Linked DNA regions of Homo sapiens: region 1 is linked to region 2. Evidence: chromatin contacts called from ENCODE Hi-C or POLR2A ChIA-PET data. All regions are on one chromosome and are shown on one strand. Each heading gives the region's core, a stretch centred on a gene start or an enhancer-like site at or near the end of the contact. The rest is flanking DNA. Distances are from core to core; before and after follow the strand shown. Region 1 overlaps CALHM4 (calcium homeostasis modulator family member 4). Region 2 overlaps DSE (dermatan sulfate epimerase).

What was found. A loop is a pair of places that touch in the nucleus more often than their neighbours do. ChIA-PET counts read pairs that join two places held with the same protein, here RNA polymerase II (POLR2A). Pooled maps may share reads with other maps.
Region 1: a map of IMR-90 shows a loop between it and region 2 (2.4-fold over the local background). The contact joins two enhancer-like sites. A Hi-C loop is called at or near these places in 3 of 168 maps with a recorded cell type or tissue (Caco-2, IMR-90 and thyroid gland) and 12 of 50 pooled maps. POLR2A ChIA-PET finds 5 or more read pairs at or near these places in 2 of 52 experiments (AG04450 and MCF 10A).

What each region holds. Positions count from the first base shown.
Region 1 is chr6:116,554,746-116,561,284 of GRCh38, reverse strand. CALHM4 (calcium homeostasis modulator family member 4) reads right to left here. Exons shown (of 2, transcript NM_001366078.2): 2 at 158-3,460. The coding sequence ends at 3,074. Among named protein-coding and RNA genes, the nearest start is that of CALHM4, 4.3 kb to the right of the region's middle. Within about 2 kb of position 3,301, at least 5 of the 41 ENCODE cell types and tissues checked have a DNase peak (open chromatin) inside an H3K27ac peak, as active enhancers do.
Region 2 is chr6:116,442,996-116,449,814 of GRCh38, reverse strand. DSE (dermatan sulfate epimerase) reads right to left here. Exons shown (of 6, transcript NM_013352.4): 6 at 4,954-6,819. Among named protein-coding and RNA genes, the nearest start is that of CALHM6, 15 kb to the left of the region's middle. Within about 2 kb of position 2,239, at least 4 of the 41 ENCODE cell types and tissues checked have a DNase peak (open chromatin) inside an H3K27ac peak, as active enhancers do.

The sequences.
Region 1 (6,539 bases), core at 2,052-4,551, 110 kb before region 2:
GAAGTTAAAGTTGTATCTCCACACCTTATGTTTTCAAGATAGCAAATATCTACCTAGTCTTGCATTCAGAAGGCCTTTGGTTGGCCATGATACTTCAAACTTTTATAGGATTAATGTGATGTCCCTTTGTGATACAAACCAAATGCAAGAAAACAACTAGCAAAATCTCACTGTTGTTTATTACAATCATGCATTAGAATTTCTACAAAAAATGAATGGAAGACTGAGAACAGAGAAAAGAGACACAGAGAAGGACAGAGTATAAATGCGGTTCTACAATTCAGCTTTGGAAAACATAAAGAAAGCTGAGTAAAACACATTTACACATTGGTTTGTATTTGTCTCCTGGGAAGGTGGCAACTTAGGTCATGATGGGACCGTGGAGGAGCTAATGAAATTAAGAAAGGAGCAGGTTTATATATGTCAAGCTCCAGGGTTTGATGTGGTAGCCAAAAGCATTTGGTAGCAAAATATAAAGTAGTATTAGCACATAATTGACTTTAATTATATGTTTTATAATTACATAAATCCATTAAGCATAAAGGGGAGGGAGTACCATGTTCTTAATGAAAAAGTTTCATTTAACTAGCTGTGGAGCAAAAAAATGCTATAGACCATAGCCCCCCCCCCCCCCAAAATACTAAAAATTCCATTTATTTGATCTGAGATAGATAATGTACTGTAAGATGAAATCCCAGGGGTGTGTACTACCTTTTAAATGTTCACATAGATGCTATAAATCATTCTGAAGCCATGTAGAAGAGCCAACGAATACTTAGAATCCTTTGCCAGAAAGTTATAGGGGAAGATCATGATTAACTGGCTCAAAATATAAAATTTTTACATCATACACTAAAAGAGTTTGATGTAGAAGGGCTTCAGAAGCTAGTGGAAATAGTTTCCTGGTATTAGGGTATAAACAACTATTAATCTTCTTTCTGATGATGTAATGCTATAACTTCAAATATTCTTTGATTTTGTTGTTAACCGAAAATCTTATTGAAGAGTCTTTACTGTGGTATAGTTCCTGACAACTAATAAACTAATTCTGAGCATGGTTGAAAGTGTTCATTTAACTAGTATGTTCCAATACAGAAGAATATAAAAAATTATCAGTTATATAGGAACAGAATTTTAGAACTGGAGCAGACCTTAGGGAACAAAATGGATGTGACATTCCATATTTACACAGTTCATTTGTATCAGTGTGGAACTAGAACCCTAGTTGCCTTCCACAACATACTTCTATTTGTATTTTTAACATCCTTCATGTAATGTCATATCAGTACTGAGTGTAGAGTTAGTAGACAAACTGGAATGGCTTTCCTTGATGACTTGAAAAAGATCAGTACATTAACATTCTTTTAAAAGTGGAATGCCAGTAAATGTTTTCAGAGAAAGCTCAGATTCAGAGTTGGGGACATTTTCCTTCCAAGAGAAGCAACGTGGGTCTACTACCATTTCAGAAAGATGTATGCATATTGACCTGTATATATATATAAACATAAACATAAAAATCGTACTTGATGTAAAAGAGACCTTAAGCAGTTATTTAGTTCAGTTATTTTCTTCCAAGAGGTAAAATATTATCATCCCTTTTATTGTATAGATGAAAAAAATCCAGGGTCCAGAGAGATGGACTGATTTGTCCAAGGTCAAATGACAGATGAGTAATGGTGAGGGCAGGACAGTTCTCCTGTCCCAGCAAAGAGCTACAATATGCAGTCTCTTATTGAAGGACAAAACAAAACCTGAAAACATTTTGATTTCTTAAAAATTCATTTTCTGCTTCTTCCTATTAAGTTCAAGGACCCAGAACTTTATAGAAAATAAAACCTTCCATAATTGTGTAAAAGTAGATTACCAAGTAATTGATTGCATTTTAGATAGTATAGTCAAGTTCCTTGGTCTCCTTGAAAGTGAATCTTGAAAATTGGATTGACTATTGGCAGTTGGTCCACTGTCCAGTAAGCATTGTTTTGACTGAAGAAATAAATAGACAGAATGCCCTCAGACAACTTATTTTTGCTAATGAGCAAGTTGCTTCAGTGAACGTAGCAAAAATCAGGCACGAGTCACTATATATCACAGAAATAATCTAGATAAATTAGAAAATTGTCCAGATACTGTAGGCTGCATTTAGTAAAGCCAGGCAGAGCAACACCAAGCAGGAATTATCCTCTTTTGTAGTTACAGATAATGGATATACAAGTACAGACTGCAGTTTTGGTTTCACAAATGGATTTTGAGTGCAAAGGTGCAATTTGGTAATGAAAAGGTACAAATGGTATCTCTGGAGTAGAGCACAGTGGAGAAGCTTTCTAGAAGAAACTTTATATGTAGTGGCCATAAAAATGCTCCTAGTATGGAGGTGCTACAAATAACATGATACTAATAATGATAAATAATATATCATTGTCCCCAGGTTATAGTACAGTAACTCAAGAGCTTCCTGCATGGGCTTCTCCCTCACATGTTACTGGATTAGAAAGAGGTTTCTGTCCTGCTTCCCAAAAGGTCAGATATTTAGGTCTGAAGAAAGAGGGGGAGGCTGTGAAAAGTTCTGGACATTATATAAAGGTAGAAACTGATAAAACCAGAAAATAGAGGCAGGGAAAATGGTGAATAGAAGACATGGAATGCAAAAGAGAAAGAGAGAAAGTAACATTCATTAGCATCTATTTTTATGAAAGACACTGTGCTAAACACTTTGTATTATCATGTTTAATTCTCATAATAGCTCTAGGAGGTAGCTACAATGTGCAGATGACAAAATGGCACTCAGAAATATTAATTTTCACACAGCTACTAAGTAACAGAACTAAGATGCAAATTTCCATGTGACTTCACATTCCACTCTAGGCATTACCAGACCATTGGCAAAATTTCAAAATGAGAGATTGGCACAATTATCTAATAGATTGATTTTAGAAATAATATTTGAGATGGACTTACGTAAACAAATATCAGAGAGAAAGAAAAAGATGAAGAGATTACATTGAAATGGCCTGATCATAAAAGCCATAAAAGCCAAGTATCTGCTAAGCAACCTGACTCATGAAAGGTGCTGTAATCAAGGTTTTAATTCAATACCTCTTGATCTGTCTTCCTCATTATCCTCATCCACCCTATTTCCAAGGAAGCTATAGTGACCTTGCAAGTCATCACCCATGCATAAAAGAGTGGGTACTGAAATATCTTTCCAGTCCTGACAAGAAGGAATGCGGATGTGTTTGACGTCTTCACTCCCGGGAATGAAGCCAAATAGCTTCTTTATGCGATGCATCATGAGGAGCCGAGAGTGCTGCTCTGCTGCTTGTTCAAAGAGTTCTCTCTCATTCTGGAGGTGGCTGGTCCAGTAGCAATGTTGCAGAGAGGTGAGGGGAGAGCAGCACTTTGCCACACAGCAGGAGACTAAGGCAGCAATGGTTGCCAAGGTGATCAAAATCCAACCCAGCATCTTCACATCATTATTAAAAAGAAAAACAGGAAGTATCAATGCATCAAATATTCAAGCAACAGCCATGGGAGGGGGGATTCCTACAAACCTAAGAACTAAAATATGGACATAAAATTTGCTTTTCCCATCTTTAGTATATCAACAACGTGCTAATGATATGATTTGGAAATAGGTCTGATGGAGGGCATAGGCCCAGCCATTTCAACTTCGTTTTTGAGTTACAAAGAAATTTGACCAGTTAACTTGGAATGGATTCTAAGTACTGTCCTTGAAGTGACAGATGCTATAACCCACCAATTAACCTTACATATGATACATACCTTTCTTTGCTTTTAGTTCAACCTTACTTCTCAACTATCAGTTATAGGCCTATGCATTCTTTGGGTGTTTAATAAGTATTTGATAATGATGGTGATGAAAATGATATGATACATAATAATAGTAACCTTCTAAGGCATTTTCAATGATGTACCAACAGGTGTTCACTGATATTTTTTCCTGAATTGCACTTTCCTCTTATCTTTTGCAGCTAAAAAGCAAGTCAGTGAAGAGACTCATGTTTCTAAATGTATTATAAATAGCATAGTTGGCTGGGTGTGGTGGCTCATACTTGTAATCTCAGTACTTTGGGAGGTCAGGCAGGCGGATCACTTGAGGCCAGGAGTTTGAGAATAGCCTGGCCAACATGGTGAAACCCTATTTCTACTAAAAATACAAAAATTAGTCGGGCATGGTGGCACATGCCTGTAATTCTAGCTACTCGGGAGGCTGAGGCACGAGAACTTCTTGAACCCAGAAGGCAGAAGTTGCGCTGAACCCAGATCATGCCATAATAATGCTCAGGTGACAGAGAGAGACTCCATCTCAAAAAAAAAAAAAAAAAAAGATTAAAAATAAATGAATAGCATAGTCACTGTGCCATGTAGTAACATATTGTTTTCCTTTTCATTTCCCTTGTCCTCAAATAATCATTTGCTGACCAGTCTCATTATGTGTCTTTGAAACATACTTTAAAAGGAAAATGAACTAGTTTTTGAGACTATTTAGTGTCGGCTTTTAAAGATTGAATCAAATGGCTGTTTTCTATTCTTAGAATCCTTTTTTTCTTTTCATTTTACTGTTTTCAATATTTTGCACTTCTTATGTAAAGTGAGAGAGGTAAGTTCCACATATTTAGGGACGCTAGCAGTATGCAGCCACAGCTTGGGTAGTGAAGGCCTCTTCTGCATCTTGTGATTTACCAACAGGCCTGAAGTTTCCAGTGTGTGCACAGTGGGATAGTTGTACTCTACGGAGGCTAAAACCTACAAAGTGGTATTTATTACCATTTAACTAAACAGAGGCCAGCATGGCGGAGGAAAAGCCATCTCAGATGCCCATTAACCTATAAACAATCATTTACTGAGCTCCAGGTTGACCTTCCCCCATGTGTAATACATGTGCTTGGTTATGGGGAACTCAGATGTGAATAATTAAAGATGCATTCATTTTCTCTATAATTTTTAAGCCTAAAAAAGGAGACAAATGAGCAATCCAAGAAATATGGTACAATGGGATAGTTTTTGATATGAGTAATCAGAGCACCCGAGGAAGCACAATGGAATGAACTCACTTAAGGGAAAGGATTATCAGGGAATACTTCCCAGAGGAGATAATGCAAAAGCCTAAATTATTAAAAAGAAGTTCATCAAATGCAAGAAGGTAAAGAGAGTTCTAAGAAGGTAAAGGAAAATAGCATGAATAGTTGGCAGAACCTCAACACATTTGGACTCACATGCTCATAGGAGTCATGTAAAAGTGGTCAAGGGCCAGATGTTGAAGCCTTGCATGTTATGCCAAGAAAGTGGGTTTGTTCTTAGGCTAGTAGAAAATCACTGAAGGGCTTTATATGCAGTAGGGAAGGGATCTCATCATTCAATTTGCACTTAGAAAGATATTTTTGGCATATATCTAGAAGGCAGATTGACATGGAGTGAAGTTAATGTGAGGAAGATATTTTAGAATAGGGCATGGGCAAAGAAAAGATTTGAATTCAAGGTGATTTTGTGGTCAATTCACAAAAATCTAACTGAAAAATAATGTATATTCTTGAAATGTGACTGAGACAGTCACAGAAGATGGCCTAGTGAAATGGAAATAGCATGATCTTGGGATATCTTGATCCAGTTTATTAGCCCTGAATTATACAAGTTACATAAACTTTTTGAGCTTTGATTTACTTATCTGTAAAATGGGGTAGTAATATCAGTCTCTCAATATTATCAGGACTAAATTAAGATATGAAATATTTATACAGTATGTGATAAGTACATCAATAAATGTAAGCTTTGTTGTCACAAAACCAAACAATCTACTGGCAATGGTACTCAGAACTGTAAAACTGTCTTTTCACAGAAATCTGTGTATGCGTTTAATAACACATTTTGTTTTGACTTTAAGAAAATCTTACCAATGTGTGTTACATTTTAGCTTTTCTTAAGCAAGAAAATTATTTTAAGTTATAATTTTTCTATTGATTTTTTGAATTTTCACATATTTTTACATAGCTCCTCTGAGCATTAGGGCTAGTATTAAAAAAGTTAAGACAGAGCATATCTAATGGTATTTCTAACTTTTTAAAAACTGGGCCATATTGCAATAACTTGATATTCTGTGTCTTGATAGTAGCTTTTCCCAACGAAATAACTTTAGCATTTCTGAAATGTAATAACTCTAAGGTTACCAGTCAAAAAATATGCACGCCTTTGCAATAAGTAGTTTTAAAAAGCCATGTTTTTACTATATGATGATGATTTCAAAATGTGTTTTTTCCTCAGATCCCTTGGAGAAATTGATGACAGCAGTGTCACTCTTTCTACTGACAAAATGCACAATAGCACTTTTAAAATTCAACCTATAAATGTAGTAGGGTTCAGGCTTTCTTCCCACCCCACCTCACTTTCTGACATAAACCTATCCATAGACACCAAATTTAGAATCATAACTGGAGTTATTTTTCATCATAATTAAGCTTCTTATAATTTTAGATGAGATAGTAATATATAAGAATGCATATTTAAGAATATATATATACAGAAAA
Region 2 (6,819 bases), core at 990-3,489:
TCCACATTCTCATTACATCACCTCACTGCAGTTTATGCCACTCAGTCCTGTCAGAGTTAACTTCCTGAAAAATGAATATGTCATTTGTTGTTGGTGGGGATGAAAAATGGTGCAGCCACTTTGGAAGGCAGTTTGGCAGTTTCTTACAATACTAAAATACTCTTACGATATGATCCAGCAATCATGCTCTTTGGTATCTATCCAATTGATACCAATTGATATTTCAATTGAGTTGAAAACTTATGCCCACACGAAAACTTGCAAATGGATGTTTATAGCAGCTTTACTTGTAATTGCCAAAAGTTAGAAGCAACCAAGATGTCCATCAGTAGGTGAATGGATAAATGGTAAATAAACTATCGCACATCCAGACAATGGAGTATTGTTCAATGCTAAAGAGAAATGAGCTATCAAGCCATGAAGAGACATGAAAGAAACAAATGCATATTACTAAGTGAAAGAAGCCAATCTGAAAAGGCTACATACTGTATAATTACAACTATTCTGGAAAAGGCAAAACTCTAAAGACAGTAAAATAATCAGTGTTTGCCTGAAGTTGTGGGGCAAGAGGAATCAACAAGCAGAACCTAGAGGATTTTCAGGGCAGTGAAACTAATCTGGATACTATAATGGTGGACAAATGTCATTACACATCTGTCCAAACATGTAGAATGTACATAAGAGTGAACCCTAATATAAACTGTGGACTTTGGGTGATTATCATGTGTCAATGTAGGTTTATCAGTTGCAACAAACATATCACTCTGGTGGGATGTGTTGATAATGGGGGAGGATATGAATGTGTGGGAGCAGGAGGTATGTGGGAAATCGCTATACCCTTCTCTGAATTTTGCTATGAACCTAAAACTGCACATAGGAAAATAAAATCTTTTAAAAAGTGAATTTGAGTATACCCTAGAGACTGTTATGCACCATGTGAATGGGATACAGAGTACAAAAGCTCATATTGTTCATAATTGCTATTTTTAAAAAGCTGGTATAAAAGAACTGGTAATAAACATAAAAACTGATCAAATAAACATAAGAATGATTTTAAAAACCAAAGAAAAATATACAACAGACAAGATAAACTGTGAAATAGTCAAACAAGAAAATACTATATAGCAAAGTAAATAAATAAATATCAACAAGGATGAATCTTTAAAACAAAACATTGAGCAATAAAACTTAAACACAAAGAATATGTTCAGTATTATTCCATTTATAAAAAGTTCAGAACTAGTCTAAATAGACTGTCTTTTCTGAGTATGTATACATAAGTGAAAAAACTAAGGAACAACAAAGAAGTGATTAAGAATCAGGACAGTGGTTATCATTTTTGGGGCTTCCATGACATATGACTGGGGAGGAGATGAAGGGTTTTCACAATGTTATATGTTACAGAGGTGTTTACAATTATGCTTTATACACTATATCTGTTTTAATGTTTTAGTATTTTTTCCTCATTAAGGATTATATTTCTTAATTTTTATGGCAAGAGAAAGACAGCAATCCAATTACATTATTTTCCAACTGAAAACCTCCAATACTTCCAGTTTTCCAGAGGACAACTTCCATATCCCTACATTGGCACAGAAGCTTGTCCCAGACTTGCTCCACACATCTCCACCCCACTTCATCCCATGCACCCCGGTTTCCAGCACCACTGACCCCCTTACTTTTCCTGTGCATACACATCACAGTCTTCCTCAATACCATGCCTTCTCACTTGTTTTTCTTTCTTCCTTAAATGACATTTCTGTTTTTCACCTGGCAAACTACTCTCTTCCTTTAATACTCAGTCTGATGTAACTTCTTCATTCAAGTCATCTTCAAAACCCCCAGAGTTAGCATTTCTATTTTTTTTGCTCTCACACCATTTAAAAAGAAATAACTGTGCAATAGTTCTTGACATGCCTATTGCAACATTCCTTTCCAGGGATCTGTCTCTCCTACTATGGTGGGAGCTCCCAGGGATCCAGGGCCTCTTCTCATTCATCATTGCTTCCCTCAGTAGAGTCAGCTGCTCTCTGACCACAACTCTCTTTCCACACACGAAGTAGACCTCACTACATTGTATATTATCTTTATCTACTTACAGAGCTGTCTCAAGCTATGTTGTGCAATTTTATGAGAATTAAAAATGAGATAGTATGAAAAACCCAGCACAGTGTTTAGAATATTTTAGTTTCAGTTACATTTTTTAAAAGGTTTTTTTAAAAAGTAGTGACTCAGAAATGTGCTAGAGGGTGCTGATTCACTGTTTTGTTATAGACGATGGTACTCAGGTTGTTAACATTTGACTTGCTCATCTAACCAGGAGCCAAAGAAATAATCAGATTTTTAGTAAGCAAAATATCAGCCATTTTTATTTAATAAATAAATTAATACATTTCAAGTGTTTGTGTCTATAGTTGACTTGAAATTATTTTGGGGAAGAATAAGACAACAACCAGATTGATGGCTGACGGCATGATGTTGCTTGTTTTAGTCCCTGTTTGTATATATCCCCCAATCCCCCAACCTAAGGTTTGTCCGACAAGCAGTGAAAACTCAAAGCAGGCAGTGTTGATTTTGGCAGTGCCCCAACTTTCCTTAAAGTAAAGAAATGCCAAACAAAGTGTTTCCTCAACTGTCAAATGGGAAGGCTGAACTAGATCATCTTTGGGGTCCCTTTCAATTCTAACATGCTATAATACATACTTCTAGTTCGTTAAAAAAAAGAAACAGGCATGACCTCTTTAAAAACCACACACATACATACATTCGACCAAGAACTGACAAAATTCAATGAAAAGTAAACCAAAAAAAATTTTAAATCTGCCTTAACAGAAAAAAAAAAAAAGAAGAAAAACCAAACTGGAGTTCCATTTATTCCTTCCATGTAAAGCTGGGTTTAAAAAAGCAATATGAGTGACAAATGATTGACTGCTTGAAAGATGTATTGATTGTGAGATATTTTCTAGTTTCTTCTGTATCTCCACATCTTCTGTTAATAATTATTCTAGCTAAATCTTCTCTTCTTTAGGAGAGGATGATAAAGTAGGTTTATGTTATATAAAGCATTGGTCAGCTGATTGAAAGCGTTTTACAATGACTCCATTCACTTCAACCACCTGAAAAACCACAAACATTTATGACAGTCTTAAAAGTCCAGGAAACAATACTAAATTAAGAGATGGAGACTGCAGATAAATATATTAGTAAATAATTTGCTTTTATGTTTATGAAGCTCAATCAAAGTGACTCACAGTTTGGGTGCAAGATGAGAGTAGACACAAAAAGCAGAAGTCTGGTTTTGCAACTGATTATTTTATGATGTCTGTAGGCTGTGCTGCAGGATCCTAAACTATGACAAATAGTTATAGTAATTTCTAAAATGTGAGGATGTTCAGTAGTCTTTTTTTTTTTTTTTTTTTTTGAGATAGGACCTGACTCTGTGCCCAGGCTGGAGTGCAGAGGCCTGATCTTGGCTCACTGCAACCTCTGCCTCCTGGGACTCAAGCAATCTTCCCACCTCAGCCTCCACAGCAGCTGGCACTACAGGCGTGCACCACCACACCCAGCTAATTTTTGTATTTTTAGAAGAGACAGGGTTTCACCATGTTGCCCAGGCTGGTCTTGAATTCCTGGGCTTAAGCTATCCGCCACCTCAGCCCCACAAAGTATGGGATTACAGGTGTGAGGTACATCACCTGGCCCAGTAGTCTATCTTTAACAAAGATAATCTACTTTGACAATTTTTTTGCTTGTTCACTTAAGTTTCATGAGATTAAAGGCAAACAATTATGGTGAAAGTTTAATAGTTTTGATGTAACTATGCTTATAACTCAGTATTTTTAATGATTATAATGTAGCATTTTGAGCACTCTAAATAATTAAAATTCAAGTTTAGACATTGTTTTATTTTGAGTTTTATGCTCTAATCCATAATTACTGTTGGCTGTATGTCTCTGGTCACAGTTCTTAGCCTCTCTGAACCTAGCTTCCTAATTTATAAGATGGGGCTGTAGCTATTATTTTCCTTACAGTATGCAGATGCGTACAAATTTCTTCAAACTTTGCTAGGCTTCAGTAAGACTGCTATTATCATTGCTATCTAGTAAGCTTTAGCATAATAATGGCGTAAACTTGGACTAGGCAATGTTTTTATGAATTTTAGCACATTTTATAAAATAAGCCTGCATGTGGGCTCATTGCATACCATTTAAGAAACAAAACTTCTTTTACAGAATTATATTCTTTCATTCCCTACTTCTTCCTCTGACATCCAAATAATTTTTTTAATTAAAAATGACCTATCTTCAGTAGTGAATTCACGAAGGTCCTCTCATCATCCATAAGACTCTTAAAACATGCACTAGGCAACAGGTGCCATGGTTGACTCTCCACGTGTGCAGGTGTCGCAGAAAAGCCAGCTGAATAACCAACCCTCCCAACCACACTGCTTGCCCACACCCTTGACACCCACACCACATTGTCCTATGTTCTCTAGGAAGTCTGCTTTGCTGGCATGGCTATGCTTTCTCGATTGCACAGTGTCATGAACTCACAAGGCATTCTTATGGGCAATGGCTGAAGTTTAGCAACAGTCTGCTGATTACTGGTGGTTTACAACATCTCACACAAATGGTGTGTTATTTTAAGTTGTGCTTTGGAATCTGGGCTCTCGATCCCACTTGGGACCACCCTGTGTTTAGCAATCATATAAGCAGCTGCTTGCTTACCTTGTTAACATCTGTCTTTCACATGTACCCTGTCCTGGAGATTGAATTTTAGGCCTCCACATAGCTCAGAGGTGACAGTGTTGAAACAGCTCTAGGATCTAGCTGGAGCATCTCTCAGGGCCACAGTTCACAGCTAACTGAGAGGTTAGTGATGTTAGCTCATTATAAGAACTATGTTCTATCTTATCTCATTCAGGCTGCTATAACAAAAACACCATAGACTAGGTGGCTTACAAACAACAGAAATTTATTTACCACAGTTCTGGGGACAGGGAAATCCAAGATCAAAGCACAACAGATGTGGTATCTGGTGAGGACTCACTTCCTGGTTTACAGATGGCCATCTTTTCACTGTAGCCTCACATGTTGGAAGGGACAAGGGACCTCTCTGGGGTATCTTTTATAAGGATACTACTCCCATTCACGAGGGCTCCACCTTCATAACCTAATCACTTTCCAAAGGCCCCACATCCTAATACTATCACATTAAGGATTAGGTTTCAACATATTAATTTTGAGAGGAGGCAAACATTCAGTCTGCAGCAAGCTCAATGTTAAGGTCTTCTGGGACCACAGTCTTCTGTACTCCATTCAGTCATTAATCCACCAATTTATTTATTCATTCAGGCAGTCAGTCAATTCATCAAGCATTTTTTGAATACCAAATTTTTCTGAATGCATTTTTTGAATGCCAGGCACTGTGTAAGAACCATGTATATACAACGAGCAAGAGACACAATCCCTGCCCTAAAGGATTGTAGTCCAGTGACTTTGTGTCTTCTAAGAGTGAGCCACCTAAGGGCAGTGTTCAGTAATAGCAATCAGTTTTCAGTTGTTATTGCAATTGATATTTCAACTGTGATAAAAAATTCTGTGAATTAATCTTTCAAAAGAATCACGTCTCCCTTTCATCAGTCCTTTTTGTATCAAAAAATACGGAGGTTTGAATATATAGAGTGCTCTAAGAATTCTCTTCAGAACTCTACTAAATGACCTGGATCCATTCTTTTGTCAGTAAAACAAATACCTTCAAGAGAGGAGTAAAGGAGTTTAGAAATCAAGATTATCAAGGAGACAATAAACAGAAATTCCTTTTATTTTACTGGAGGTCTCTGATCCTGGACAAAAATGGTAAACAGCAGAGACTGAAAAGTACAAAGTAAGGAAAACTGACAAGATGTTTGCTTTACACAGAAAGGTACTTCTAGTGTCCTGTTATTACCATTTCTTTGGAAGAAAAAGGAAGTGCCTAGACCATTGAAAACGTTTTTTTGTTCAGAAAAGAATTCCTAAATAAATACTAAACACACTTCTCATTATTTAATTTGGAATGTGCTGGGCTGACTGAATGTTTTTAGAAGCTCTTTTCTTAAGAAATTCTACTGAAATCATAGGGACATTCTTTGATAAAGACTTCCCCATAACAAATTTCTAGAGATATGCAGAAGGAGCAGCACTTTTACTTTTCTGATTTAGAAAGTACTCCAACTGCCTGCATTAATCACAATGCTTATATAATTGAAACTATTTCTTTTTTAAATTAAATGGAGTGAGGAAAAGAGACCCTCCTGCCCTGGAGCCTGGTCTACTTTTCCAGTCTAATTTTCTATCACCCGCCACTACATACACACCCTGTACTCCAGTTATACCATTCTATGTGAAGTCCCTGAACAAGGCAAGCTGAAAACACAAATGGCAGAAATATTTGAACAATTTCCTGGGCTTATTAAGGGATAGCCAGGGTGACGGCAGCAGAGCCATGGCAGGCAACCATGCTCTTCTTATATTAAATAAGACTCAGACATATATACCATTAGGGATCCTTGACTCATTATCTTTCTGATCAATACTTCCACAAAATATTCATTCCTTTGGCCACACATTTTGCCTGTGGGCTAGGAGTTAAACATTCCCTCTCCAGACTTATTCAAGGAGCTAATTGTCTTCTACCCAGACTATGGAAATGGTCTCCTAACCTCTTCCCCATTGGGTCCACTCTCTACACTGAAGCTAAAATTGCCTTTCTAAAATGCAAATCTGATTATTTAAAAAGAAAATTCTTTAATGGCTTGCCATTGCTTGCAGCGATTTC